Linked DNA regions of Mus musculus: regions 2, 3, 4, 5, 6 and 7 are each linked to region 1. A link is a loop called in an ENCODE intact Hi-C map of the cell type or tissue named here. Cell type or tissue: left cerebral cortex. All regions are shown on one strand.

The links. A loop is a pair of places that touch in the nucleus more often than their neighbours do. Peaks named below come from ENCODE experiments on the same cell type or tissue, not always from the same donor. Only the 100,000 strongest peaks of a DNase experiment are listed, where the experiment ranks them.
Region 2: it touches region 1 in a loop (2.6-fold over the local background); 2 of 42 quality-filtered maps call a loop at or near these places.
Region 3: it touches region 1 in a loop (2.2-fold over the local background); 13 of 42 quality-filtered maps call a loop at or near these places.
Region 4: a loop joins it to region 1, with 7 times the contacts of the local background. A loop is called at or near these places in 15 of 42 quality-filtered maps.
Region 5: it touches region 1 in a loop (4-fold over the local background); 9 of 42 quality-filtered maps call a loop at or near these places.
Region 6: it touches region 1 in a loop (2.0-fold over the local background); 8 of 42 quality-filtered maps call a loop at or near these places.
Region 7: it touches region 1 in a loop (2.3-fold over the local background); 3 of 42 quality-filtered maps call a loop at or near these places.

Annotation. Positions count from the first base shown.
Region 1 is chr3:148,986,172-148,990,171 of GRCm38, forward strand. It overlaps a transcript of Adgrl2 not described here. Among named protein-coding and RNA genes, the nearest start is that of Gm30827, 11 kb to the right of the region's middle. In left cerebral cortex, a CTCF peak has its summit at 1,688; DNase peaks (open chromatin) are centred at 338, 812, 1,122, 1,300 and 6 more places; H3K4me3 peaks cover 4,000 bases; H3K27ac peaks cover 2,955 bases.
Region 2 is chr3:147,090,734-147,094,733 of GRCm38, forward strand. No RefSeq gene overlaps it. Among named protein-coding and RNA genes, the nearest start is that of Gm29771, 3.4 kb to the right of the region's middle. In left cerebral cortex, a CTCF peak has its summit at 2,030; a DNase peak (open chromatin) is centred at 2,036.
Region 3 is chr3:148,858,638-148,862,637 of GRCm38, forward strand. It overlaps Adgrl2 (adhesion G protein-coupled receptor L2), which reads right to left. Exons shown (of 24, transcript NM_001081298.1): 4 at 1,790-1,801; 5 at 96-896. Among named protein-coding and RNA genes, the nearest start is that of Adgrl2, 94 kb to the right of the region's middle. In left cerebral cortex, no CTCF peak of the experiment used is centred here; DNase peaks (open chromatin) are centred at 2,124, 3,086 and 3,439; H3K4me3 peaks cover 716 bases; H3K27ac peaks cover 591 bases.
Region 4 is chr3:149,443,873-149,447,872 of GRCm38, forward strand. Gm30382 (a long non-coding RNA gene) reads right to left here and starts at 1,727. Exons shown (of 3, transcript XR_001784032.1): 1 at 1,230-1,727. A630039O03Rik (a long non-coding RNA gene) reads left to right here. Exons shown (of 6, transcript XR_376220.3): 1 at 1-1,248. In left cerebral cortex, a CTCF peak has its summit at 1,641; DNase peaks (open chromatin) are centred at 804, 1,353 and 1,589; H3K4me3 peaks cover 1,933 bases; H3K27ac peaks cover 1,045 bases.
Region 5 is chr3:146,993,023-146,997,022 of GRCm38, forward strand. No RefSeq gene overlaps it. Among named protein-coding and RNA genes, the nearest start is that of Gm29771, 100 kb to the right of the region's middle. In left cerebral cortex, a CTCF peak has its summit at 1,519; a DNase peak (open chromatin) is centred at 1,576; H3K4me3 peaks cover 640 bases.
Region 6 is chr3:148,912,997-148,916,996 of GRCm38, forward strand. All of the region lies in intron 1 of Adgrl2 (adhesion G protein-coupled receptor L2), which reads right to left. Among named protein-coding and RNA genes, the nearest start is that of Adgrl2, 40 kb to the right of the region's middle. In left cerebral cortex, no CTCF peak of the experiment used is centred here; DNase peaks (open chromatin) are centred at 2,245 and 3,430.
Region 7 is chr3:148,921,225-148,925,224 of GRCm38, forward strand. All of the region lies in intron 1 of Adgrl2 (adhesion G protein-coupled receptor L2), which reads right to left. Among named protein-coding and RNA genes, the nearest start is that of Adgrl2, 31 kb to the right of the region's middle. In left cerebral cortex, no CTCF peak of the experiment used is centred here; a DNase peak (open chromatin) is centred at 1,594; H3K4me3 peaks cover 930 bases; H3K27ac peaks cover 556 bases.

The DNA.
Region 1 (4,000 bases):
GCACCCCAAAAGATAGGCAACAGAGACTATCCTAAAACAAAAGGTCACCGTTTTCCTAGGAACAAACCATTTATCAATAGAAAATAATTGTCTTGCCATCTGCAAGGGATCCAGAGCAACAGACAAAGGTTTTTGGTTCACATAATTACAGAACAGTCAAAGTTCGGCCGCACAGCCTGATCCCTCCTTCCAGTTTGCACCCTTTACAATTCCCATTGCCCTTTGGGCCTCGGCTTGGAAGCAAAAAGGAAGACAGGCTGCAGTTTTCTCAATTGAGCTGAAGCTAAGAAACCTTTGATATGCTAATCGCCCCCTTCAAACGGTAAGAATTCACACTTGCATTAATTCAAACAATTTGTGCAGCTTGTGAAATGGCACCTCTTTTACAGCGGAGCAACAAAAGGGGAGATGCGAGCTGTCTGAAGGAACTCAACAACAGAGCATGCGTTTCTGGGGATTCCATCACGCACCAGTTTACTGGACGGTGCAGGGAGGTAAGACAAAGTTCGAAAACACAACCGAACTTAAGCAGATTTTCTTAGGAGTCTCTAAGGATATTCAGTAAGCATCAAAGGACACTACATTTATAGTTACCTTTGGCTAGGCTCGAGACAGTTCTATCCAACCTTGATGCTGTCACGGTCACCCCCAAAAAACTTCTGTATTTCTGTGGACGAATTAGTACCTCTTTAGCGCCTGCTTCTTAAGGTTACCCGCCATGGACCCTGACTTTGCAAGGGAACTCCCAGCAGGCAATCATTGCAAACGGGCGTGCCTTCCTTCAAGGTTAGAGCTAGAGGTATGCAGCGTCAATTTGGAGGGGCAGGCTCAAGACTTAGACTGCAGAGGGAGAAATGAATGAACCAACTGCTGGGAACGCGACACCTCTGGAGATGGGGAGCCAGCAAAGGGAACTAGCGCCGGGAAAATGCAGAAGATAAAGCAGCGGGGCAAGTGGGGGGGTGCACGGGGAGGGGGGGAGCTCCTTGGAAACCTGGAAACCTGGTCTTTGTAACAGCAACCATCTGGTTGGTGCTGAGGCTCAGGCGCGCCCAGGCTGCATGGAGAAGCTAAGCAGCCTGACACCTTTCGTGAAGCAGGAGGAAAACATTTCCTCCGTCTGAGTCTGAGAAAGCACGGTTTGTATCTGGAGGAACGGAATGAAGGGGCCAGGAAAGGGGGAAAGGGAGAAAAGAGGAAAGGAGGGAGGAGGAGGAGTCCCCGCACGCCAGGGAAGGGCTATGCTGGGCAGCGCAGGACGCTGCTTTTAGAGGACAGGCTGGACCGAGGGCTCCAAAACACCCAGGCACACGCACGAGCCTCGGCCTCTGCTCGCAGACAGTCCCGCACTCGCTAAGGCCTCCAGCCCTTTCTTCTAACCCAAACCCTGCAGTTCAACGAAAGGAAAAAACTTTGCTGGTCCCAAGTGCAAGAGTCCCGCATACTAGGGACTCCTTCTCGCTGAGGATCTCCCCCGTCCGTGTGGCGGAGTCTCGGATCCAGAAGCCCACGCCCGCGACCCCAAAGGTCCCCCTAGCCTCGCGCTCCTCCCACGACTCCTTCTCCCGGTTGCTTTCAACCTGAGGCTCGCGCCAGACCCAGCAGAATCCCCACCCCAAAGGCAGCCCGGAGCCCACGCCCCTTAACTTCTGCTGCAGGCCCAGCGCGGCCCGCTGCTGCCCTCTCACTGCGGGTCCGGGAGCTTCTCTGCCCTAGCTCTGGCCCGCCTAGTCCCAGGGCCCCGCCACCCTCGGGCTCTGCGCCCCGCTCCCCTGGCCCCGGCAGCCCACCGCCCCTGATCGAGGCCAGCCTCTGAACCCGCGCGGCCACATCTGGCTGTGTTTTGCTCTCAACCTCGCCTCTCAGCACTACCTGACCAACAAGAAACGACGGCCCGCAACAACTCATCCAAGCCCTCCCCCACTGCCCCCTTCCCAGGGACTCGCTCTCAGCCACAACCCAGGGACTAGTCCCCGCCAAGCCAGGGGCCCAACACCTGGAGCGGGACAACCTCGAGTACGCACTGGACAGTCCCATCCCCAGCTCTACTGCGTGAAGGACCAAGGGCACCTTCCGGTCCCTATTAAGATTTTTAAGAATCGCCCCCCCACCACCACCACCTTTAAAATAAAAAGCAGGGTTAGTCTGGAGCTGGGTCGCAGACCTGAGCTCCCGCCTTCTCGGTCCCCAGCAGCCAGCCTGATTCCCGAGAGCGTGACAATAGCCGCACGCGGCCCGGCTAGCCGGCTGCACCGCACAGAGTTCTGCGGATCGATGTCGGCGGGAAGGGTTGCGCACGAGTGGCCAGCGCGGGTCTGTCCCCGCGACACGGCCAACCTCCGAACCGTCAGCCCCATCGGGAGGTGCCCAGCAAACAGGTCTCCGAAGCCAACACACAGGCACATTGTTGGCGCTTACCTCGGTGTGCGAGCGCGCCCCGGGGGAGGGCCAATCTGGCGCGGGGAGCCGCGCGGGGACACGGGCGCGAAGGAAGGGCCGAGGCGACCGGCGCGGGGTGCTCCTGCTGGCTGAGCGCGCGCGGGGAGGCGGCGGCTGGCGGGCCGGACACGGCGCCGCGCGGCTCTTCGGCGTGTCCTCCGACTCGAGTCTCCACCGCCGTCAGCCGCCGAGTCCAGCCAAGCAGCCCAGCGGCCCGGGCGGCTGCCGGGGGGCTAAGTCAACATCTTCCCGCAGTTTCCCACACGCCGTTCCGCGACCCTGGGGGCTTTGCCCACACACGCGCGCGCCTACCGCTGCACGCTCCCTCCGGAGCCGGAAAAAAAAATCAAAAATCAAAACCAAAAGATGCGGGGGATGAGAGAGCAAGGCTGGCGGAGGTGCGCCGACTCCGGAGTCCCCTAGCCGCGGCGGGAGTACGGCCGCCGGGGAGCGAGGCCAAGTCCGTCAGTCAGTCCGGAGGAGCCCGGTGCGCGCGGGCAGCGGCGGCAGGACCTGCATCCGGCGCACGCGCCGCCCCTGCGGCCTGGGGCACGACTCTGCCGCCAGCCCTTCCTCACATGTCGGGTCTCCCGGGCTGGGGGGCGGGAGAGGGGGCGCCCGGCGGATGCAGGAGGTGAGGAACTCGGGTTCGGGGAGAGCGACGGGAGGAGCGAGGAGGAGCAGCGCCGCTGCACAGCCGCGGAGGGAGGCCGGTCCCCTCAACAATCGCTAAGAATCCTCCGGTAAGCTCCCGATGGCGCTCGGGCACCTCTGCGTGCGGGTGCGCGCGCGCGTGTGTGTGTGTGTGTGTGCAAGTGTGTGTGCCTGTGAGTGCGAGTGTGTGTGAGCGTGTGTGAGCCGGGAGAGAGTGAGAGCTAGAGAAGAGCAGGGAGAGCAGGGAGCGAGAGGCGGGGAGCCCGAAGTCCTGACACGGACTCAGCTAGGGCTGAACTGGAGTCACCTCCTGCCTCCTCCTCCTCCTCGTCGTCGTCAGTCCCCACCCCCAGCCCCCTCAGCCCAGGACTGCTAATCATATAAACATATGAGCGCGGACCGCGGCGCAGCATCCGTCTCTCCCTCCCTCGTTTGCCAGCCAAGAGGCTTGTGCAAACTCCAAAGAAGAGAGGCAGCTGAGTACAAAACGCGGAGCAGATAATCTAGAACTCATTGCGCCCAATGGCCATTTTCCACTCCATTGGAGCAGCTGCGGCAGCGGGGCGCCCGAGCGCAGGGAAGGAGCAGGAGGAGGAGGAGCAAAGGGGACACACTTACAAGCGATCTAGCCTTTCGGGTGGCGGTGGCGACGGCCGAGCAGCCGCCCCAAAACTGGCCGGCCGGGGCTCGGCCCGGTGGGGCGGCCGCAGGGCTTTCCGGGAGGCGCTGGTGGCGGTGGCGGTGGCGGCGGGGGACGCGCGCACGGCCGCGGAACGCGCCCCAGAGGCGCCCGCGCAGGCTCGCGCCCCTCCCCTCTCCTCCCCCTAGCAGTCGTCTGGCGTACCTTCCCCAAACACCCCCAGCCAGGTCCGGGGGTTCCTTATCCAGCATTCACCCTCTGCACCCC
Region 2 (4,000 bases), 1.9 Mb before region 1:
ACATGAGGGACTTTGAGGCCAGCTTTAGCTACATGAGACAGTAACTCAAACTACAATAACAACGATCTTCTCTGTAAAATCTTGTGGTGGAGAGACAAGTCCTAATAAAAATCCACGTTTTCTGCCTTTGCACACAAGATAATCCCAGATTACATTCATTTCAGAATTTGTACTAAAAGCTCCCCACCCCCAAGACTGTAACTGTCTTTGAGAACATTCTAGAATTTAGCAATGAGCATGGTTCAACTGTGACTCAGGGCCTCATGGAGTCCTGACCAGTGGGAAGGGGTGGAACCAAATCTGAAGTTAGCTGCTAATTCTTGGGATTTGTCAATAGGGACAGAAGAAACAGCCATTCACGGCTGGATTGATGTTTATTTCATTTGAGGCAGGGTCTCTAGTAGTCCAGGCTGACTTTGATTTAACTGTAGCGCAGGATAGCCTTAAACTCCCAATTCTCTTGCTTTCTCCCTTGTGCTTAGACTTACAGACTTTGACCACCACACCCAGCTTTTGATTTTTTTTTTTTTTTTTTTTTGTATTAGAAAATGTACTTTCTTGGTCAATAAGGAAAAAAAATACTAGTTTTGGTTATCAAAAGTTCTTTTCTGTGATGTTAAAGGAGTGTGGGTCCAGTTTCTTTTTTATGGTGTCAATAAACTAGTGGACGTGGCGGCAAATCAATCCCACAGGAAGTAGTTAGAAGGGACCAAACACAACCTTCACTGCTGACACAGGGCCACTTTCTTCACTCGGAAAATGACCCTGAGGTGAAGACGCCCTTTCTGGTAGCTGGCAATGTCGGTTTTTCCCTTTTCCCCAATATTTACACAAAAATAAACTGTCCTACTTAGATCACATAGAGGTGTTTCATTAGTTGAGTCTTTGCCAGGTAGCATTATAAAATTATAAACAACACTCGGTAGTAAACTTGAAGAGGAATATTAATAAATGATTAATTTTTAATAAGGGAAGCTGCCAGGAATGTTTTAAGGAGAGATTTCCTATACTGAATCCAGCTGAATTATGTTAATGAATTACCTATCTATCTGACTTTGATATTTGGGAGGTCACTTCCTTTTTCAAAGCCATAGACAGGTTTAAAGACGTGTAATGAAGATTATTCTTTGAAGTGGGTTTCGTTACCGCTCCCTTAAAAACACAGAGAATGAATTTTCCACCCAACTTGTTTTTTTGACTTTGAAATCTCTGAATGTTTACACTTTATCCGCAACATTACATTATTATTCCAGTTAGAATTTTCCTGACCGGAATAACTTGGTGTCTTGGCGAGGGACGTTTCTATGAGGGCCTGGGTGCTCACATGGCGATCGGGTAATGAGGGCCCTGTAACTCGAGTCAGAGCATGTAATTCTCTTCCTAGGTTGCTCTCCAGCTAGACTTTTATGACTTTAAGTACTTCATGATCAGTAAATAATAAATTCAATTTACCAGATAGAAGTTTTGTCACTTAGAAACACTCACTTGGAATATATATTTCTTAATTGGCATCAGTGGCACATTTCCCAGGAAGCATAACAAAACGGATCATTTAATAGATGCCCAATCTCTCCATCCATCTATCTATCAGTGCGGTACATGATGTTTTGACTTTAATATGGTAATTATCTCAGGCTGACTTCAGAGCAGGAAGCTGCCTCCCACACAGCAGTGCTTAATTACTTTAGACTTCAGCTTGCCAAGTGAAAAATTGACTGTTTTTTTGCACATTGCATGGAATCGAAATGATTTCATTGTCATTTCAGCTGAGATACAGCCTGACATCTGCATAGAATCACGGCAAAGATAATGCAGAATTTCTCTGAAATTCTAAAATGGCCTGAAAAGCTGCCTTATTTTATTTTATTATTATTTTTTTATGAAGCTGCATTTCGTTTTCAGAATGTTAATGAAGATCCACTTCATATCCAGAGAAGCAAACTTTTAGGAATTCTCTTCTGCAGATGCCTGGAGTGGCAAGTCAATACATGTCTGTGTTAGCTACAGTCCAATGCCTGCTCTCACAATTAGGGGGCAGAAGAGCAATTGGAATTGGCGTGGACTGTAATTAGCAAGGAAAATGGTTAGCTGGGGGTGTTTAATCAAATGAAAGTCAAAAATGGTAGGGAACTGCATTTTTGTGTAGATTTTGAAGCTAGACATTCTTAAGATGAAATTGTCAAATAAACCCAGTCTGGCTTTGTGTTGAAATTCATCAAAAATGGCTTTGTTTGCCTCCCTTTCTGATTGCAACTGTCAATCACTTGTCCTTAATTGAATAATTTGCACGATACCAAGAGCAGATTTTGTGAACAAAATGTCCAAAAAAACATGCGGTAGAGCGAAGAAGCAAAATCATAAGGGAAGGCGTTAGTGTACTGGAGCAAATCGCAGCCAAGCTTTCCCGATGGCCAGAAGCACACCAGGAGTAGCAATGACACCTTTGCCATGTAAACCACAGGGGAAAGTAATTAAATTTAACAGAAGCTGCCCTTGATTTAAAGCCACAGGGGAAGTAATTAAATTTAATAGAAGCCACTACTTCTAAACAAAGATATATGGTATTTCTATCACCGAATGCTACCCCTGCTACTTGTGCCTATGGAGTCTAGTGGTCTGCCTTGAAAACCAGATCCAGAACAAGGGCAGGGCATGCTTTAGGGAACAGTCTGAGCTAGGTTTCTAGGAATGAGGCTCACTGGTGAAGTGCTGGTCTAGTGTGCGTGAAGCCTTGGGTTTGATCCCTAGTGAGTCCTTGGGTTTGATCCCTAGTGAGTCAAGCCAGCTGTCTCAGAAATTCAAGGCCATCCTTGGCTACGTCATGGGTTAGGAGCCAACCTGGGATACATGAGACTCAGTTTCAAGCGAAACACAAACCGAGCAATGGGTTAAAGCAATCTTTAATCTGGCGCCAGCACTTCCAAGCTACAGTTCAAGAACTGGGGCTGCCCTCCCATGGAAACCTAACCACACCAGTATTCAGCTATAGACCACAGGAGATCTGGTTGTTTGGTTGTTTGTTTGGTTGGTTTTTGTTTTTGTTATTTATTTATTTTTTTCAGAAAAAAAGTGCATCAACCTAGATGCTCATCGTCTGTCTGTCTGTCTGTCTGTCTGAACTTGGAAGAGTGTCTATCACTGAAGCTGCCACGGTTGCCCCCTTCCTGAACTGGTCCAGTGTGTCCTCCCTTTGGAAGAACCAAGTTCTCCTTGTTTAAGTCAGCTGTGTGCCCTTGACATCTTAGCCTTGTGGGCCTGACTACAGAAACTCTCTTCTTTTTCACTCTGGGTAAGCTCAGGTCAAATGAGAGTTGAAGAGAGGTAAGGGGTTTCCAGAGCCATCCCTCTGTGATACATGGTGGAGGTGATACTTGTGAGATACGGTTGGGTTGTTTCTTCATCATGCCTGGCATCCTGTGTGCACCTGCCTGGCATCCCATGTCCTCCTGTTTGACTAAAAGGATGACTCATCTATCTATCTATCTATCTATCTATCTATCTATCTATCTATCTATCTATCTATCTGTCTGTCTGTCTGTTTTTGAGAAGAACTTCTCCAACTGCATATCTTTAGGGCTTTTTCCTAAATCTCATACAAAGAGACCTGGGTGCAGTAGCTCACCCGTGCAGGCCTAGTACTTAGGAGGCTGAGGAGGAAGATACAAGGCCAATCTGGTATGTATATTGAAACACTGACTCTAAGTAAATAAATAAACCATCAAACAAATAAGTTATAGTTTGACACATTAGAACACTGTATAACATCTAACTTCACATAGGACCAAGAGGTCCACCGCAGCTCTGGCTCCTGTGGTTGACCATAGAAAATAATTCCTGACTATTTTTACAGAGTCAGATTGGAAGACATAGCATTGATAGGGGAGGAGAAGTATAGATGTCTCCCTGAATTTAATATCAACAACAACAAGGGGGTGGGAAAGGGTAGGGGTGGGGGTGGCCTGCAGGAGCAGCCTTGGGAATTGTTAAAACTCAGGGCGGG
Region 3 (4,000 bases), 130 kb before region 1:
AAGAGAAGAAGACAAACTATTGGGAAAAATTCTAAAATCCTTTGAAAGTAAGCCATTCAGTTAATTCATAAAGAACTAACAGCAAGTATTCTTACCTTGGGCAGGGTCAGGAGGACCAAACTCCAGGGAATACCGTAAAATGAAGTTATTGTTCCATACGTAGAGTTGGTTGTCTCTTGGATTATAATCCACTGCAGCAATATACTGGTACTGGTTGGGAAAAGGAACGTCCACGTACTCGCCCCGGCTTAGTCGCGTGTTGTAGATGTAGTCAATGGTGTTCTTGCCTGCTTCGCTTTCATTGTCTTGGTACACTGACCTGACCACATAGAGAACCCCACATATCATGAAAGCATTGGACGCCGCACGCTTGTCATACGCTGTCTCCCAGGTTGCCTCGAATCGAAGAGTGTAAGGGTTGAGCTGGCTGATCACGATCATTCCATTGTTCTGCTCCGTGGCATAAATGACCCATAAGCCGTTCTCATCCACTGCGAGGTCAATGTCTGTCTTCCCACCCCATCTGTAGGGTGACGTATCGTGGTAGTTGGCATAGTTGATGATAGCCTCGCCGCTCTTGATTCTAGTCCTCAAGTCAAACTTAACAATGTTTCTGGTTCTTTCCTTGTTAAAGAAGACGGCTCCATCATACACCACAAATCCAGTACCGTCTACTCGGTTTGGAAGTTTGTATGTTGTTGTCTGGCGGCTGTTTTGAAAATCTTCTAAAGAGGCATATTCTATTAACGTATCGGTGCGGTAGGGAGTCCAGGGCATAAAATAAATTTTATCTGCAGCCTGAAGGGGGTCCTTGCACCAAGCCCCTGACTTCTGCTCAGCTTCATATATACATGGTGAGTCCACAATTGCTTTCAAGGTTCCAGGACACACAAAGACTAACATCACAGAAAAAAAAGACAAGAAGCGAATACAGTTAAAAAAAAAAGACACAAGTCATCGCATTTACTCACAAATCAAAAGAGGAAAGTCCATTTTACCCAGCATTCAATCTTTTAAAATTTATACTTTATACACACTAGCCTTGTTTTCCAAAGATGTCCTAGTCAAGACACCAGCAAACATAGTGGCTGGCCTTTATTTTCACAAACACAAACCTATGTATAGAATGGCTCACAGCTAAGATAAAATTTAGATTTCTGAATTGTGTTTTTATCTAATAATTTGGGAATAAATGCATCAAAATTTGGAGCCTGTGCTCATGAGTGGATGAGTATTTTGTTTTAATCCAAACATTGACTTCTAAACCTAGCCCACCTTCACCACCTCCCACGGAACAGAGCTGACAAGGCAGAGAACTCAAGGCAAAGACTTATTTTGACCGTTCTAGAGAAGTTACAGGTGTTTCAGGTTGGAGACTATCAATTTGAGGAGAATGCAACCAGGAGCCGAGAGAAACCAACACAGGGGATGCGTGATGAGATGAGCAGGAGCCCCTGTAAGCATGGCATGCTACGGAGAGGGTTCTGGAAGCCAGGCAAGAGGACACTTCGATAACAAGAAAATATCCAAGGGCGTCAGAGAAAGAGACAGAGGGTAGAAAAGAAACAGAGAGGGCAGCTCCCCTTCGCCGACTTCAGAATTTTACCCCAATCGCCAGATTTAGCGGCCATACAATTTCATTGAGAACAGCTGACGCCTACATGAAGTACATTATGAGGTCCTGCCGATCATTGTAATACAGGAGTGTTGCGGTGGGAGGGAGGGGAGGAGGGTCACATCCATAAGGCACATAACAGGGAGCTGGGGTGAGACTGTAGACATTATTTACCTTTTTGCTCCACTTCTATTTTAAGCATCGGAAGAAAAATAAAAAAAAAAGTGCAAGGGAAAAAAAGAAAAAAAAGATTAAAAATAAATTGACTATTAGTCTAAGATTGAATTCGTAATAGATGCTAAATATAGGAAGAATAGGGGTTGTTGTACTACTTTGGATAAAGAGAAACACAGGAGGACCTAGCAGGAGAGAGATTCTAAAGTTACATGGAAGAACACGGATCAATCATTTTAGTAGATTAAGGAGGCAATACAAAGACGTTGGCATGCTGTTTCACTTAGTGTGCCTGAATAAGTCATGAAACGCCTCACTAATGCAAGCTACATGTACTCGGGGCTTGCCAAAGTCACCCTGCATTCTGACCCGGCTCTCCTTTATATACGTACACTATTGACATAATAAAAGCATGCACAGGTGTGTCATCTCCATTGAGCTTAATTATCAAACTGACTCTCATTATATATGCATGGAAGGAAAATACATCTGTAAGGTTCACAACTTGGCTTTGGAGTTTAAGTCAAATTTAATAAATTTTGAGATGGCTCCATTACCACCCAGACATATTTAGATGAGTAAAAAAAAAAAAAAAAAAAAAAAACCTACACAGCCATGCATCTCAGTATATTTCAATTCTTTTCTATTATTTCCTATCTAGAAAAATGTCTTAATCATTTAACAAAATGCTCCCTTTCCAAGGAGTATATCAATCTCCCCTCGCCCAATAGATTTTGTAATGGTAAATAACACCCGTTAAATATTAGCAAATCTACTTAAGATTACATATAATTCAAACTACAAATTCTAATTAATTTTCTATATTACATATACTATATATTATCAAATTTGCAATATTAAGTCTATTAAAAAAAGTAAGCAAAATACATACAAGGGAAAAGCAAGCGCAGGTGGCAGGAAGAAAAAGGAAGAAAGAATTATGGTTAGCTTCTTATAACATTTTTCTACCATCATTTATTAACATAGAAAGCAAGCTAGCATGCAACAACCATCATACCCAGCATTCACGGCAAGTACCTCGATCCACAGACCCCAAGAAAGAGAAAGGCTTTCACGGGGCAGATCTGGCCAGAGCAGGACACGGAGGTGAGGGCGAGGGCGAGGGGAAGCCCTAAGTGGTTACCAAGGTGAATGGCACACTAGGGAAAGTGCCAAGAAAATTCTCATCAGCAGGGTCTCCAACAAGAAGGGCCACGCTATGCAAGGGCTTTGGAGTATACTGCCTGTGTGCTACGAAATAACTCCACTGGGTTCCGTCCTCTTCCCTCGCAAAAGGCGACACTGTGTGACTACCGATTACCCAGAGTGCACTCTCACGTTTTATTACAATCTCAGCTTGATTACATTTTTTTAAAAAAGAATTATAAGTATTCATCAAGATAAAACAGGGATCCTCCGGAACTCCTTTGAGAGAAACATCACACAAATATTTTTTTAAAAAATATATATATTTTTTGCCATGGCAACAGCATATAATTTCTAAATTAAGCCACAACCTACAGTCTATTTAAGCACTTCCAGGAAAACACAGTGGCTCTGATCTGTGTGATTCTGACTGCAGGAGGGAAACACGTGGGGCTCAGGAGCGTTTTGGAAGCAAGGCTTGTTTATGGAGCACTCGGTCCTAACACCACTCCTCCATAAGGAGCTCATTGTACCTGCTCAGAATCAATAACAGACAGGCGTGGTGGACGAAGGGGACAAGAGAGGTTGTTAGTGTCCAGGCTGCTCACTCAGACTGAATTTATAGACAGCTGTATTGTTCCTTAAGGAAACAACGACTTTACCCACATAAAGCAATTACGTATAAAGGGTGCGAATCACGCTTCGAACGATGCTGACTTACAGACAACAGAATTTTAAGTGCAATTAAAACAAGTGAAAGAATTGTCCATAGCATCATCCATTCACTAAAGATTACTGCATTATTTTTATCTGATGCAGTAAAAGCATAGAGCAGTCACTGAGCAAAACCTAAAACAGAAATGTTTTCACTTCTTTATGACTCAGGTCATACGGTGATAAGGAAGGGAGGATGGGTAGGCATCAACATTATGCAATTTAGAATCTAAATCAAAACTGAGAGAGTACATCCAAAAGTCATTTTAAAAAAACTAAGTAAAACCTTTGATGATTGATGAATGGATTTTCAAAAAAGGAAAAATTTCCATATAAAGATTTTTGTAAAAT
Region 4 (4,000 bases), 460 kb after region 1:
CCAAACTCTACTAACTACAAGTATCTACCTAGAAGATAGAGTCTGAAATTTATGACATCAGAATGATTGGGTATACCAGAAAACATTTTTTCCCCTTCTTTTCAGGACTGTCAACTTTGTTTACTGTTTATGTTCAATTCTATCTCCTACAAGGGATTAAATATCCTTGTCAGAGCCATATGTCAAAATGCAAAATCATATTAACAAAGAGTATGTTCAAAGACAGATGACATTTATCTCCGTTGCAACTGGAATGTTCTAATTATATTTGTACTAATTCAAAAGATTTTTTTGAATTTGTAATTTCATGACATTTTGATGTGATTTAAAGTTAAAATGACTATGGAATGATTAAAATATTATTACAAGTCACTTCAAGGAAACACAGTTGAAGTATTACAAGCTAAGGGATTGCTTTCAGAAATAAGACGTATATTGTACAATCTATTAACCACTTCCACACATTTTTAAACCGAATATAACCATTTGACTATTGAAATCATTCTTAAATAACGATCTCCACTGTGCTATATACATGGCAGGGTTTAAAGAGCCCCTTTACAGTAAAGTTTTCTAAAATACGATTTAAATTTAAAAACAATACCTACCAGCACGTCTAACAACAGTAACGGAATCCAACTAATTGCAACACTTCTGCATAGCCTAGTAATTTGTGAATTGTGCAGAATAAATCTATTTGACAGGCCAGTTAGCAATAGAGCCTCTAGCATGCTGCCATGCCGCAGAATGAAGTAAGAGCTACCGTTTTCTCGCTGATGTCAAAAACATTTCAACAGTTAAATTTTTTTTTTCTTTTCCAGAGAAAATGCTGCAAGAAGGTTCCAGGTTCAGGCAAACAATACACAGCCACCTTCTCACGGTTGAATTTTACACTTGGCTGTAATTGGCAGAAGTTAAACCATCTAAAGAGGTTATTATTTTTTTAAGAGGGAAAACTTGATAGCCAATTGTATTTCTAGGTTAGAGAGTAGACACTCTAATCTTCCTTGCTTGGTAAAACTGAAGCTGGCTATGTGGAAAATAAACATCCAAATACCCCCGCACTTAAACAATTGCACCTACACCGTTAAGTAACAAAAGCCAGAGACACCTGGAATCACAGCATTTGCGCCCTGTGCCAGCAACAATGTAACGCATTCCAGTGACATTTGACAATGAGCAGACAGAAGAGGCATTACACGCGTCTTTAGAAGAATCAGGCTTCCTACCTTCAAGAGACAGATGGAGGTAAGTTCCTTTATAAGAAAAAGTTGTAAGCAAAACCAGGCAGCAGTTGAAGTCAATTGAGTCCTTTCTGCTACTGTATACATACAGCAGTTCTGCAATAAGGGGAGAGATAGAATGGGAGGAGCGGCTGTGAACGAGTGACCTCCTCAGGCTGAGTCCTCTCCGGGAACCACACACTGACAACCAGTTTCTGATTTGCATGGATTATCTCCACTTGACCAGATCCTCCGCAGATACATTTAAAAGGAGCTGGTACAATGGTTAAAATGATGAGAGAGAGAGAGAGAGAGAGAGAGAGAGAGAGAGAGAGAGAGAAACAGACACGAGATCGCAGAGCGTGGATAAGCTGGGGCGTGCAGAATTGTGTCTCAGAAGAGCTACAGCTCCCTCTTCATGCCACAGTTGTAAGATAAGAAATGTTGTCATTACGAGCTGGTTAATCATAGTGAGAAATAGAGCCAGCTTAGTCCGAATGACACCTGCTCTGATTTCTGTGGACATTTTATGAATCTTCTTATATTGTCAGTAGGATTTTAGAGAGTATAACAGAAATATTTTACTAGTATCCAGGTAAACAAATTTAGACAAAGTACCAGTTTTGAATAAGATTAGTGCTTTAATTTGAATGGAGTAGCTGACAAGGGAAGAACATAATTTGCTGAAAGAAATATTGATTTGAATGGGAACTGATCCCTGGCAACTTTTAACATTACTTGCATGTATTCCAATGCAAATAGAAAATGATAATCTAATATTTATGAATAATTGATTGTCTGAAAGAACTCAAATCTGCTGCTGAAAAGAGGTTGTTTCTTTAAATCTCTTTAAATAACTGTTTTCATATTAATTTTCTCCTATGCTACAGATGTATCTTTACATATATAGGTGTTATTCACTTCCCCATTTAGCATCTTCAGAGAGATTGTCTGGTTGGTTATAGATTCATGTTCTCCTTTGAAAGCTGAGAAAGGCAGGAGAGGGTATGATTCTAACTTTTACGAGCAACAGCCACTTGGCAATTCCACAGAAGATCTGGAGCGAAGCGGGGGGGATGTGTTTGAGTGAGTTAGTATGAAGCCTGCCTTGTCTCTGGCAAGAAGCAGCTGCAGAATGCCCAACCAGTCACACGATTAGGCTTCTCTATGGAAAATCGGTAAAACCAGCTGTTGAACCAAACTGGTCACAGTTATGAGGAAGCTGGTGTTGACATGATATGAGCCAAGTGACACAGGTTAGGTATCTTTCAGTGCTAATCTCTCAGCATAAACACACAAGCATTTACAGAGGGCAAGAGAGATCTCCCAGCATCTGCCCTGTTGCTGCTGTTGCTGATGCTGTTGCTGATACTGTTGCTGCTGCTGCTGCTCTGTCTCTCCTGTCAGGAAAGATACTCTGTGACTGACGAGATGGACACATGTGATACTTTAAAAGAAACTGTCAAGGAAATGATAAGGAATTTCCATGAGACTGTAGAAGATTAGGGATTTTGAAAGTGGGCAGACTCAGTGGAAGTAACATTGTTTAGGAGACCATTGCTCATAAGTACTGGGTGAAGACAACAGTTATTTTCTGACATTCTGTAGTCTGATTGTTATGTGAAGGAATGGCTCCTTCCACTGAGTTCCTTTTTCTTCTTTCTTTCTAAATATCATTTGACTACAACTTGTAGATAACTCTGACTGTAACATTATTGGGGTCTTAATACCTTCTTCAGGCTGCAAGCTCTTTGAGTCAAGAACTGTGTAGGTCATAAGCCCTTTAGGACACTTCTCCAGGTAGTCTGAAAGTTCTGTTTATCTAGTTTAGATATTTCACACAATTCTTTTGGTAGAAAATAGATTGAAATTACTGGCCAACTACACTAGTTATTCCTGTAATACCTAGAGTCAGAAATTATTTCTTCCTTATTTTTATGAAATAAAGTAAGGATAATATAGGTGACATGCCATGCACAGGATAGAAAGGCCAGTAGTAGTTGGGTCTGGTTGTGTGTTTTCATGAAACCATGATGTTACATGCCTCCTCCTTGTATTGGGAACATCTTCCTGAAGGTGTTTAGAATTTGAGTTGTAACCTTTTGGTCACCACTACTGACTTGGAAAATTACCAGTATTGTGAACATAGGCATGTTGCTTAATATTTGTAAAAATAGGGGTAACACAATGCCCTCTCTTATATCACTGGCAAAGGTAACAAAGATGAGGTACCTGGCAAACATCTACTCAAGCAGCAGAATCAGAATCTGTTGTTATAATTATTAGAAATCTCTTTCCATTGAGTCAACATGCCTGCCTCTGTGAAGTGTTAGTATGGTGCCCATTAGATGCAGAAAGCAGAGAGTTTCTTTGTTTGTCCTTGGCTCTTTTCTGTTCTTTGAGGGAGACTCATTCCTGGTCCCTGACAACCAGAAGGAATGGCATCTCTACCTTTTTATAACAGACAGAAATAGAAGCACGCTTCTCAGGAGAGCTGGAGAGTGCGTTGTGGCAGCAGAGCCAACCTTCTGCACAGGAATAGGAAATGGCTGGTGTGGTACAACGTGAAGGGCACCCAGAAGCTCTCTGGTCCAGAAATATCTCCCCATCTGTCCCCTCCTATTCCCTGAAATGCCACCATTAGGGGCTCGTTTCTGTGTTTTACTGGCTTTCCATTCTTTTTTTTTTTTTTTTAACTGCACACAGAGTTTGCACATTAACACATTTACACTTGAGTGATACGTGAGTTCACAGTAGTTTCACTCGTTCTATCTGAG
Region 5 (4,000 bases), 2.0 Mb before region 1:
TTTCCCAAATTTCCCAGCCTCTATTATTTTAGAGAGCTGATGTAAGACACCGAGACAGAGGAGATGGCTCAACATGAGGACTAGAAACCCATAGGGACCAAGTGGGGGTGGTGGACTGTCTCTAAGTCTAGCCTTAGAAGAAGGCAAGAGAGGATCTCAGAGCAAGATGGTCTGTAAGACGAGCCATGCTGAGGGCTTGATTTTGATTGAGAGATTTAGCTTCAGTGAAGGAGATGGAAAAGCTGTGGAAGATGATTTCCAAAGCCAGAGCTGGGCTTCCACACACATATACACAAATGTGCTCTCTCTCTCTCTCTCTCTCTCTCTCTCTCTCTCTCTCTCTCTCTCTCTCTCTCTCTCCCTCCCTCTCTCTCTCTCACACACACAACATGCAACTCATACATATAAGCATGCACACACATGAGGAAGGGAGGGAGGGAGGGAGGGAGGGAGGGAGGGAGAGGAATGTAAAAACACAACCTAGTGGGGATAGATTTTGACTTAGGGAGAGAACATGTTACTTGCGCACAATTTCTTTCCTGACAATGAAGCATGTAGACCTGTTTGATTTGTGCTCGTCTAAAAGCAAGGGGCAAAGGGGCCTCTTTGTGGTTGTACAACCACGAACAGTTATACCGTGTTTCATCCGGAATGGTGTCTTCTAAGAAAGCTTTTCCTCGGAGTTTATAGCCATTGTGCTTAACAAAAATTTGCTAATTACAAGTTTTCTTTGGTAAGAAGAAAATGTCTCCTTTTCAGACCTTATTATATATCTATAGATGCGTTACTAAATGCTTAATAACCATTTCTGCCCATGATATGCATGTTTTCTCTCTCTCTCGCTCCTTTCTCTCTCTTTTTCTGACAAAATCCTTATTTAAGTGTTTGCTGATTTATATCGTGTTTATTAGACTCCTACCATGACAGATTTTGTCTGACAGAATTATGGTATTGAACATAGAGTTGGTGGACACTGTACACAGCTAATTCTGGCAAGCTGGTCCCAGCTGTTTCCAGCTCAGCACTGCTCCTGAAATGAAAACTGATTATCACAAAAGGTTTTGGGCTTCTACTTATGCTTATCCAGTAACAATTTCTTGCTCTGTAATGGATCAGTTTTTTCCCCCCTATGAAATAAAGTGGACGAAGCACTTAGGAGCCTTGCTAAGGCTCCACCTTTCGGCGATCGTTTCTCCAAGACCACGCGGTTAGGGCCTTTCCCGCGCCTCCCTTTATTTGGTACTCGGTTTATTACAAAATGGAGTTTCCTGGAGTCTATAAATGAACACATTGGCGTGTATACTCCCATTGGCTTCGAGTCACATCAATTTAGAAACCCAGAATTATTTCAGGCACTACTAGCTGTTCTAAGGTTAGCAATTAGCATTTTTAATGTGTGCAAACGGCACCGAGAATGCGGTATCCAAACAGACTGTTTCTCTTAACAAAAAAACCCGCTTTTGAAAAAGTTGGAAAAAACAAACTCCACCGGCAGTCAAGTCGAACAGTGCTCCTCCTTCGCCAACAGAGAGCAGCATACGCTTACGTTACAGAAAGGCCTGCCTATGGCGCATCCCTCAGAAAGCGCTTGAAGCCCCACGGACACGCCTGTTAAGAACCCATTTCTTTACCTGCTCTGAACTTGATGGAGGAGGCGCTGTGATTAATTAGGGGTACATTAAGGCTGTTGATAAGGCATCCTATAGCCATCGAATTTTGTCTTTAGATATTTTCTGTGCACACTACGTCTCTCCACTAGGTTTTCACTTCTGGTTTGCATTTACGAGTTTCTAAAAATTGACATTGTTTTGCTTGTCAGAAATGGCTTTCAACGGGACACATTTTCTCCATCTGGTATAACAAAGTTTAGGGGGTGGGGGTGGGGCAGTAAAAAAGGAAGAGTTTTAAACGTGAGAATGATGGCTTTTAATTTTTTATCTTGTTTTAAAACAAATGACTGTATATAATATCCCATTTTTGGAAAACAATGTAACTGGAAATCTTAAGATGATTTCGATACTGTATTAATTTCTTTTCTGTTATTGGGATAAAATACCCTAATGGAAACCACTTATGGGATGAAGAGTTTATTTGGGCTTACAGTTCCATATCACATCCCTTGGAAGACACGGCAACAGGCAGGAAAGACCAGGCTGCGTGGGGGAACGGGAACCTGGAACAGGAAGCTGTCCAATCACACAGTGCAGGACGCCGGAAGCACAGGGACAATAGCAAATGGGAGGCCAGGCATTGAAATCTTGACCCCGCCTCTGCAGATGACATCCTTCTTCTAGCAAGTTTCTATTACCTTTCCAAATAGAACTGCTGGCTCGGGCCCAAGTGTGCAAACACGAACCTGTGGCATGTTTCCTATTCAGACCATAATGAGCATTGCTAATGTAAGGCTGATTTTGAATATAAACAACAGACACACAGAGACAAAGTTCGGAGCTGAGACGGAAGGACTCAGAGACTGCCCCACCTGGGGATCCATCCCATAAACAACCACCAAACCCAGACATTATTGCATATACTAACAAGATTTAGGTTACAGGACCCTGATATAGCTAGCTCTCTCTTGTGAGGCTATGCCAGTGCCTGGCAAATAAAGAAGTGGATGCTCACAGCCATCTACTGGATGGAACACAGGGCCCCCAATGGAGGAGCTAGAGAAAGTACCCAAGGAGCTGAAGGGGTCTGCAACCCTATTGGAGGAATATGAACTAACCAGTTCCCCCAGAGCTTGTGTCTCTAGCTGCATATATAGCAGAGGATGGCCTAGTCGGTCATCAGTGGGAGGAGAGGTCCTTGGTCTTGCAAAGATTATATGCTCCAGTACAGGGGAATGCCAGGGCCTGGAAGCTGGAGTGGGTAGGTTGGGGAACAGGATGGGGGGAAGGTACTGGGAACTGTCAGAGGAAACTAGGAAAGGGGATAGCATTTGAAATGTAAATGAAAAAATATGTAATAACAAAACAAAACAAACAAACAAACAAACAAAAAAAAACCGGACACTGGAATAAAATGGCAATGCCGAGACTTGGCATGGATTCTGAACTTTTGAACAATTAATTATAATTAACTCTAATTAGCAATTTTGCTGGATTTTGTACATTAATATTAGGGAAAGCATTTTCACTTAAGGGTTTCATGTTCTAATAAAATGCAACGTCTTTAGGTTGTAGGGACGAAATATTAAACCCATATTATTTCTAGACAACAGCAGGAAGGAGTTGCTTGCAATGCATTTCAGTTCAAACTGGGTAAGGTCAGATCTTAAAAAAAAACGTCAGTAAGGAATGACTCACCACACTTTCTATGGATTTGTAAATTCATTAGTTTGACATGGGAGGAGGTCATGAGGGAGGGAAAAGAAGAAGGAGGAGGAGGAGGAGGAGGAGGAGGAAAAAACTCCTGATTAAAAATATGTGTAATCTGCATTTAGAAAAACGTTGTGTAATTTTAAATGTAGAGAGGGCAGAGTGTAGTTGAAATACATGTAACTAAATTATATCAATTAAGATGTATTTTTAAAGGTGTTAGTAGAAGTTTCTGTGCAAACTGTAGTCTACTTCCCAGAGTTTGTGTTGAAAGGTATGCATTAAGAATGTCCATCCAGATTGGTGAGGTGGCTCAGTGGGCAAAGTCCTTGCTGCACTAGTGTGATAAACTTGGTTTGAATCCCCAGACATATAATTTAAAAAGCCAGGGGGCAGAAATGTGTAAGGGCAGTAGTTCTAGGAGTAGGTGGGAGGTGAAGAGTGGGGAATCCCTAGAGGCCTAAGACAGCTTGCCTGGAAAATGTAGCAAACGACGGAGACCGTGTTCAACAAAGCCGAGACAGAGGTCAAGGCTGTTCTTTCACCTCTACGTGCACATGGTGGCATCTGTGAGTCTGCGCTCACATAGAGGAACATGTACACACATACACACACAGAATCAGAGATAAAAAGGCCAGTGTACCAAAGAGACATTTACTCTGGGCTCTCTAACAGCCTGG
Region 6 (4,000 bases), 73 kb before region 1:
GGAACCTCTGCTTTGTCGGAGGCCAAGGGGCTGTTGTTATTATGTCATTAGTAAGGACTGAGAGACAGCATCTCCCAGAAAAGCCCCATTTCCTCGATGGAAAGTGTTCCCTGCGTGACCCGTGCACATTCTCACAGAACTGCACCTGACACCTCCTCTGGCCCTGTTTAAGACACCATGAGTGTGGGGTGGTCTCCATATACACCTGAACAATAGTCACGGGGCATTCGCATTTGGAAGAGATAAGATTTTTATGGAAATCTCCTCGATCCTTAATTAAATCACAGGATGAGTTTTTGAAGTAGTAAATAATAAATCACAATGAATCCTCAAACTGGTTGTCAAGGAAACTACTTTGCTTCTGGTGTAATTGCTGTTGTGCCCATTTGCCCTCTCCGCCACTGAGCCTCATCACGCATTCTGGTCAGAGACTGAGAAAGTAGCTTTTCTATTCCTCTCAGGCAATCATGTAACATGTATTGAGCTTGACTGAACAGGGCCATGCGACCATACAAACGCTGAATCCAAGGCCTTTCCTCTTCTGTCTGGAAGCAGTAATTAACTAGAAAGCAGTATATGACTAGGGAGACTCAGTTACAAACCGCATCCGAGGTGCCATGGCAGCTCTCAGCAGCTCTGTTTACAGGATGGTTTTCAGTGGTTTAAAACTTAAAGATCAGAAGAATTATTTGCGAACCGATATTCCCCAACGTCTCAGAAGCTAGGTGTCAAGGCTCTTTGGTTTCTTTGAAGACAGACTCGTGAGGGTTGACGCAGCCCTAGGTGAAATGAAGTCAAAGAGCAAAGTTCCTGCCAAGTTGTTTTCACCAGCTCGACACAGCTTCTCCTTCACCAGTCCCTCCTCAGCTCTAACCAACTACACTGCTCATTTGGGGATGAGAATAATATAAAATCAAATCCTGAGATGAACCGGCAGTGCTCCTGTGAACTGCACACACCCCACACTGTCTTCTGTTGTCAGTGTTCCCATGACTAGGGTCACAATAGAAGACATCTGCTTATAGACTTCATGCAATTGATTTTCAAAAGACCTCCTTAGTTCCCTGTGTGCTGTTATCTTGCGGACATTTTTCAGTTCACCCCACTGATAACTTCTCACTCCTTACGTTAGCCATGATTAAGAGGTACCAGAAATATCAGCCATGTGATTTGTATCCAACAAGCAGATGTTGAAAGGCCAAAATTATATTCATCAAAACAATGTCCTTGGTTCAATGTTTTCATTCTCTGTACACGCATACCAGGCTGCCCACTTACAGGGCAGGTCTGCTCGCTCATCTGTACAGATGTTGATAGCTTCCCAATGGTGGATGAGAACAAGCAGACAATGTGTTTACCTCTTTCCAATGCATGTTTAGTCTGAAAACATTCGATCTACTTTTGTTCTCTATATGGCACATTTTTTTCACTTTGTATTTATTTATTATATAGTTACCTTCCTATCTATCTATTTATCTTTCTCCTATCTATCTAACTATCTATCTATCCATTTATGATAGGATCGTCCTATGTACCTCACGCTAGCCTCGAAGTTGTTATGTAGGGCAGGCTGGTTTTAAATCTGCAATCCCGCAGACTCAGTGTCTCAAATACTAGAACTACAGGTGTGTGTAACGTCACGCATGACAAATTCTTCTATTTGCCATTTAAAAATAAAACTACAGAGCAATAAATTGTATGATTTTTGAAACAGCAGGTCAAAAGAATTAGAATTACATTTTATTTTAGGAAAGCAACTTCTGTCTGCACGTAACGCTGGATAGACAGGAGAAACATTCTTTAAAAAACAAAACAAAACATGAATCATCATGGGATGCTTATGGGTTAGGCTGTGAAGAAAGTCGTTTTATCTGAAAATGGAAAGGGGATTTAACAATGTAAAACTTGTATGATATAAAGACTTGCAACTGAAGTTGCTTTTTTAAAATATTTTCATTTTGACTTGGTTTATTTATTTTTCTTGTTCCAAGTAAGAGCATGCGTGTGTACATGTCTGTCTGTCTGTCTGTCTGTCTGTCTCTCTCTCTCTCTGTGTGTGTGTGTGTGTGTGTGTGTGTGTGTGTGCGCGCGTGCGAGCACCTCCCAAGCCTCCTACCCTCCCACACAGCCTTGTGATTTTCCTGCCTTTATTCAGCCAGAGCTGTGTTGCAAACATACATCACTATGCCCAATGTTATGACATTAATTCTGAACTGGAATGTACTATTCAGTTTGGTTTTTTAGAAAGCAAGGAAAACCTCCATGTTACTTGGCACAGAATGCACAGAACGAAGATGTGGTGATCATGGAGAAATTAAATAGCTAATAATAGAAAATTATAAAAGTGAGTTGGCTACTCCAGCGCATATAAACAAAGAATGCCGTGCTCTCAGGAGAATGTGCAGGGCTTTCATTGGGTCCTAGGTGTCACCAGGACCGAATCTCATGGTCAAAATTTCTTGTTTAAGGATCTGCTTCCTGGTTTTACTTGAAATGAATGAACTCACTCATTCTTTGTAAAACCAGTCTCTGTACAGGTTCTTGGACACATCAATGGTAGCAGGGAATTCATATTTCTTCAAAATGCTTCAGTCAAAGTTTGGCTATCTGCACATCAGACTGAATGGAAGCAGTAGCAACATTCCTATTGACTGGTGCAAACGTGTAAACTGACTACTGCTTTCTGGCCTCCTAGGTTTTGAAAATGGCTTAAAACCCAGTCATTTTTGATACGGTAACAATATTCAATAGTTTAGGATGTCCTGTTTTTCTCTGCTGATGCTCTGACATGAGAAATGTATCACTCTGTAGGTACACCACACGTGGAGCAAAGGGATATGCCCCATGAAACCCTTTCTCTCCCAAAGAAACAAACTCTACCTTAACTTGGGAAGTTAATTATGTGCTTTCGTTTCACAAACCAACCGCTGTTGCCAGCTGCATTCTAAATAGGAGTAAACAGAGACAGTTTGAGCTGTCAACAAAAGACATAATTAAGTAGGAAAGACGCTGTCAATAAAACATGGCCACATGTAAAACTCTGGGAAGCAAACAGCGCCAACCACATTTGGATTACACAGTATAGTCAATACATTCCTAACCACTAAATAACAGGGTTCGGCAAGAACAATCTGGAAGGAGAAAGGGCTTCGAGCATGAATGTGCAAAGACAAGATATTGAACATGAGAAGATTAAAACCCATTGTTCCCTCCCTTCTCCAGACAGGACTCTACAGGAGAGGAAAGAGGCAAGATAAACAATGTGCCTGCCTGTCTTTCCAACTCTACTCATTTCCAGAAGCATCCAAGAGATCCGTCCTCACAGGCAGTGGGTGTCCAGGTCTTAATTACCTGCTGGGACTGCCTGAGCCGCTTCTGAGGAATCTCCTGCACTATGAGCATGCAGTACACATTTTTTCAGTTCAAAAGGAAAGAGGGAAGACACGCAGGCGTCCTCACCCTACCTCTCCCACGCATGTTTACAATGTTTCTAATTGTGTCCTTTCCCATCTGAGCAGTCCTATCTGGACTGAGAACATGACTAATCTTTATACTGTTTTAAATGGAATTTTTTTTTTACATCAAATTGACTGGAAATAATGAAAGGGCTTGAACTATGTGTGATAGTTAAAAATAGTATGTTCACCACAAACAACCAAAAACAAAAACAAAACGAGCAAACAAACAAAAAAACTAAGTAAATCAAAGTTGCCTCAACTATAGTGAAAACAGAACTAAAAGTCAAATATATTAGAGAAAAAAGTCACAAGTCATGATTTCCGAATCTTCAATTTTCTCACACACATAGGAGGAGAGGAGGAAGAGGAAGAAAGAAGAAAAGAAAAGAAAATCAGTTAACTAGTTCTACAAATCTTACCTAGGCTACAGGCTTTTCATAGGACATGTCCAAAAGCCAAGAAATAGTAGTTTGTTTACAACACAGGTGGCTGAGAGACAGCATAGTCCCTAAGGATAGGGAAAGCCAGGGAACACACACAAC
Region 7 (4,000 bases), 65 kb before region 1:
TTGAGCAAAAAGGCATTTTAACTTTAACATTTTCAGAAACCTAAAGTTTTAAGTACACTCGTAGGGTTCCATTGCCCCCTTTCCTTTGAATTCACATAGCAAATGTATAAAACACTGACTTTCAAGATAACATTAACAAGCAAATACTAATGAACAATACCAAGTGGCCCATCTCAGCCTTATAAGGAGACCGCGCCTATGGAATGAACAAGTTTGGGGAGGTGGGGGGGGAGGGGGGCACTCTCAGGCTGTGGGAAAAACACAGCTTCTCTTTCACTTTAAACTCCATCAAGAATTCTATTTGTAATTAATTTTATTAGGAGGAAGATGCAGAGGACCCCAAGGTCAAAAACTCCATAACTCTGTGTTGACTTTTACCTCTAAATTAAACTCCATTAGACTGTTTTACCCATAATCCACTCGTGATCCGAAAGGTGGAACTGACTCTATGAAGCAAGGCTCACTTTGAATTTTCAGGTTCACGTATGATCTTTGAAAGGGCATGAGACAGTGCACAAGACAACAATCTCAACTAATTAAGTTCTTTCCATACAGAGCACACAGCAAAAGTGGGATGGCCAGGTTATCATGCTCGGATATGGACGGGGTAAAACAGGAATCATGCTTTTGTGGTTTTGAAAGTTAAAAAGTATAACTCTTTTTCATATTCTTAGGGGGAAAAAATTATCTTTAATGTCACCTAAAAATCTAGCTTTTCGTAGTTACCGACAGAATTTACCATGGTTTCATTTTGTACCTCCACGTAAATTAAAGAATTTGTACATGTTCCTCCTGGCCTTGATATACAGCCATCAGAGGGAGTGTGAGTCAACAGTAAATGTTAATACTTGACTCATGCATAACTAAAATATAACATTATTTCCTGTAACTTCCAGGAAGGGAAGGTCTTCACTCTTAAGAATTCCGTGAGTCCATATGGAGAGGGAAGAAGAGATAATGTTATATGTCATTTGACTGTAACCTCTGCTCCAATATTACTAGAGTCGCATTCACAGAATGCGCTGTCCGAACGTCCTGCAAACCAAAATACTAAATAAAATGTATTCGTTCTGGCCTCGTATAAAAGAAATTCCACTTGTGAAGCCATGCAGAAGGCAAGAGCTAGGCGAGTGGTTCTGTCCTTGGACGGCCTCCCCACTGGACTCGTTTGCGGCCATGCACCTTGACCTTCTGCCTAACTGGGGTGTTGAAGGAAAATGAGATCTTTTTCACACTTTAGTCAGGATTAATTCAACACTGTCAAAGCATTTGTACAGCCTCATATTTAGAGACATCAAAAACAGTAGGTACAACGATGGAATCTTCTTTGAATTACCCAGTGATGACAAATAGTCATATAATAAAACAGGAGGAGGCGAATGGTAATCCCGGGTGACAGGCAGCTGTCAATCAGAGATCCCAACACTCTGGTGGCTCCCTAACTGGAGCTCACGCAGGACAGATTGTCAGCTTCATTTCTATTCAGAGGCAGCCAATCACAGGGACTCATTTACATCTCTCCTTTTTCCCTACAGCATGTTAACAGCAGGCGGTCCACCCATACCATCTTTGAAATAGGTAGGTGGCTCAAAATGCCTTCAGATTTCAGTCAAGAGCCGGAATTAAAAATAAACTGGAGCTTCCGTGTCACCGTTTTCTGCTCTCAGAGAGTAAGCAGAGCGCGTGCGCATGCGCGGCTCCTGTTTTAAGAGGGGCCTCCCTGCCGAAACCTGCCTCCTTTAACCCAGGAGCTTTCTCAAGAGCTGAACATCACTTAAGCTCACGTAGGCAAGAACAAGCAAGACATTTTAAGTGTTTTGGACTCTTCTGTAACTTCACGTGTGCTTACAACATTACTTAAGCTCACGTAGGCAAGAACAAGCAGGACTTTAAGTGTTTTGGACTCTTCTGTAACTTCACGTGTGCTTACAACAAGCTGCACACACTGGCATTAAAGCCCACCACAAGGGGAGGAACACATGTTGCTATTCTGACATTACCTTAAAGTAAAAAAAAAAGAGAGGGAGAGACACACACATGAAAATAACCCTGTCCAGTAGACAATGGTGCAAACTTAATGCTACAAAATACAACGCTTTCCAAAAGTATACGCCTCCAAGACACAGAGAATTACAACGGTTTAGTTAGCCCCAATATTCAGTGTGGCTACTATTTGTGTAATAAATTATCAATACAAAAATATTACTGGCAACATTCAAACATTACAGAGTTAAATCAAAGACAGAGGTTTAAAAACTGACAAGCTTTTCTTGGAAATGAAAAAGATGACTGCCTTTTCCAGGCTTATAGACTGAAATCAGAATTTCCCGGGAACACTGGTCCCACAGCTACAGAAGCAAATTTTAGTGAGTTTCCTTTGCTCTGTTTTGTGGTTTTCATTGCAACTGTGGTCTTGGACATTTCCCTTAGGACAAAACTGGTGGGAACAAGCCAATTTACATCTTAAACAAACAAACAAAAAAGCTGAACTTAATTTCTAAACAATAGTTCTTACAGTGTCATCATCTGGTGACAAGTTAATACTTAAAATTTATTCAGAAGTAAGACCTACTGAAAGAGTTATGAATTTACAAGACTCTCATTTATCCACAACAGCCATTTATGCTGACTTCTGACTAAATAAATATACCATCAAAAAAGGTTATTTATTGGTGCCTTGACTAGCTAGTATCAAAAATTAAGACATACAAAATTTACAACATAAGTTTATTCAAATAATAAAATCAGTCTATTAAAAATTTCACAAGCAGTAAAATTAAAAACCAAGAAAAATGTTTCTATGCTATACTAACATAAACAAAATACAGATTAATACATTTCTGTATAACACCAGTAAAAATTACAAGTGTGATTGTTTCATAGTATTCCTTGCAAGCAAAAATATCGTTAAAATAAGTTGTAGTTTGCTGGTTGAGCATCTATTAAATATGCACAGAATTCAAGGGTTCATCCTAACATCTCAAAACAACCCAAAACCAAGCCAACCAAAAAGAACTTTCAATAAGGCTGATTGATATTACATGATAAAATGTGGTTTACTTTGTATGTCTTATTTGAAAATAGCTTTTTGCTATTTACAATGTTACCTTCTGAAGTCTTATATTCAATTAGTATGTGCAGAGATGTTTCAAGAAAAGATAGTACCATTTTTATACAATTCTAAGAGTTGTTTGTATTTAAAAAAGCAAAAGCACTGGCTAGACTTGCGATGACACAGACACTGCTAAATTAGAGGCGCATGGAGCTGCAGAGAGCACTGGATACTCTTACAGAGGGATCCACGTTTGGTTCCCAGCGTCCTCTTGACTGCTCACAACCATCTATAACTGCTGTGGCAAGGACCTAGAAACCTCTGTTTCCCAGGGCACTTCATACACTCTGTGCTTACATCCAAGCAGAGCACTCATACAATAGATAGACTTTCTGAATTAAATCATTTTTGAAAAGCAATACAAAGGGGCTGAAGAGATGGCTCAGCGGTTAAGAGCGCTGGCTACTCAATCATAAGGATTGGAGAGTCTGTTCTGGCACTCACGTGACAAGCCTAGCTTCCCACAAGCACAGGCAAGCCTGGGTCCCAAGGATCCCACGCCATTTTCTGCCCTTCTCCGGGGCACAGGTGCAACCATTTGTGCATGTGCTTGTCTGTATAGCCCTTTCCCCACAAATAAATCAAGAAAAGGAATCTTAAAAAAAAAAGATTTAAGGAATTCAAGTTTTCAATTTAGATAATTAGGAACATGTGAAAGCTTTTCTACAGATCTTCAGTTTTAACCAGTATTGAGTTACTTCCAAAGAAAAAAAGAAAAAAAATTAAGAAAGAAAGAAAGAAAGAAAGAAAGAAAGAAAGAAAGAAAAGAAAAAGAAGAAGAAAAAAAAACACACGCTATTCCCACTATTCTCTACATTTTCTGCTCCTATGATTACAGCTTATGAACAGACTCCTCTGTTGGTGTGGATGGAATTAGCCATGAGTAGC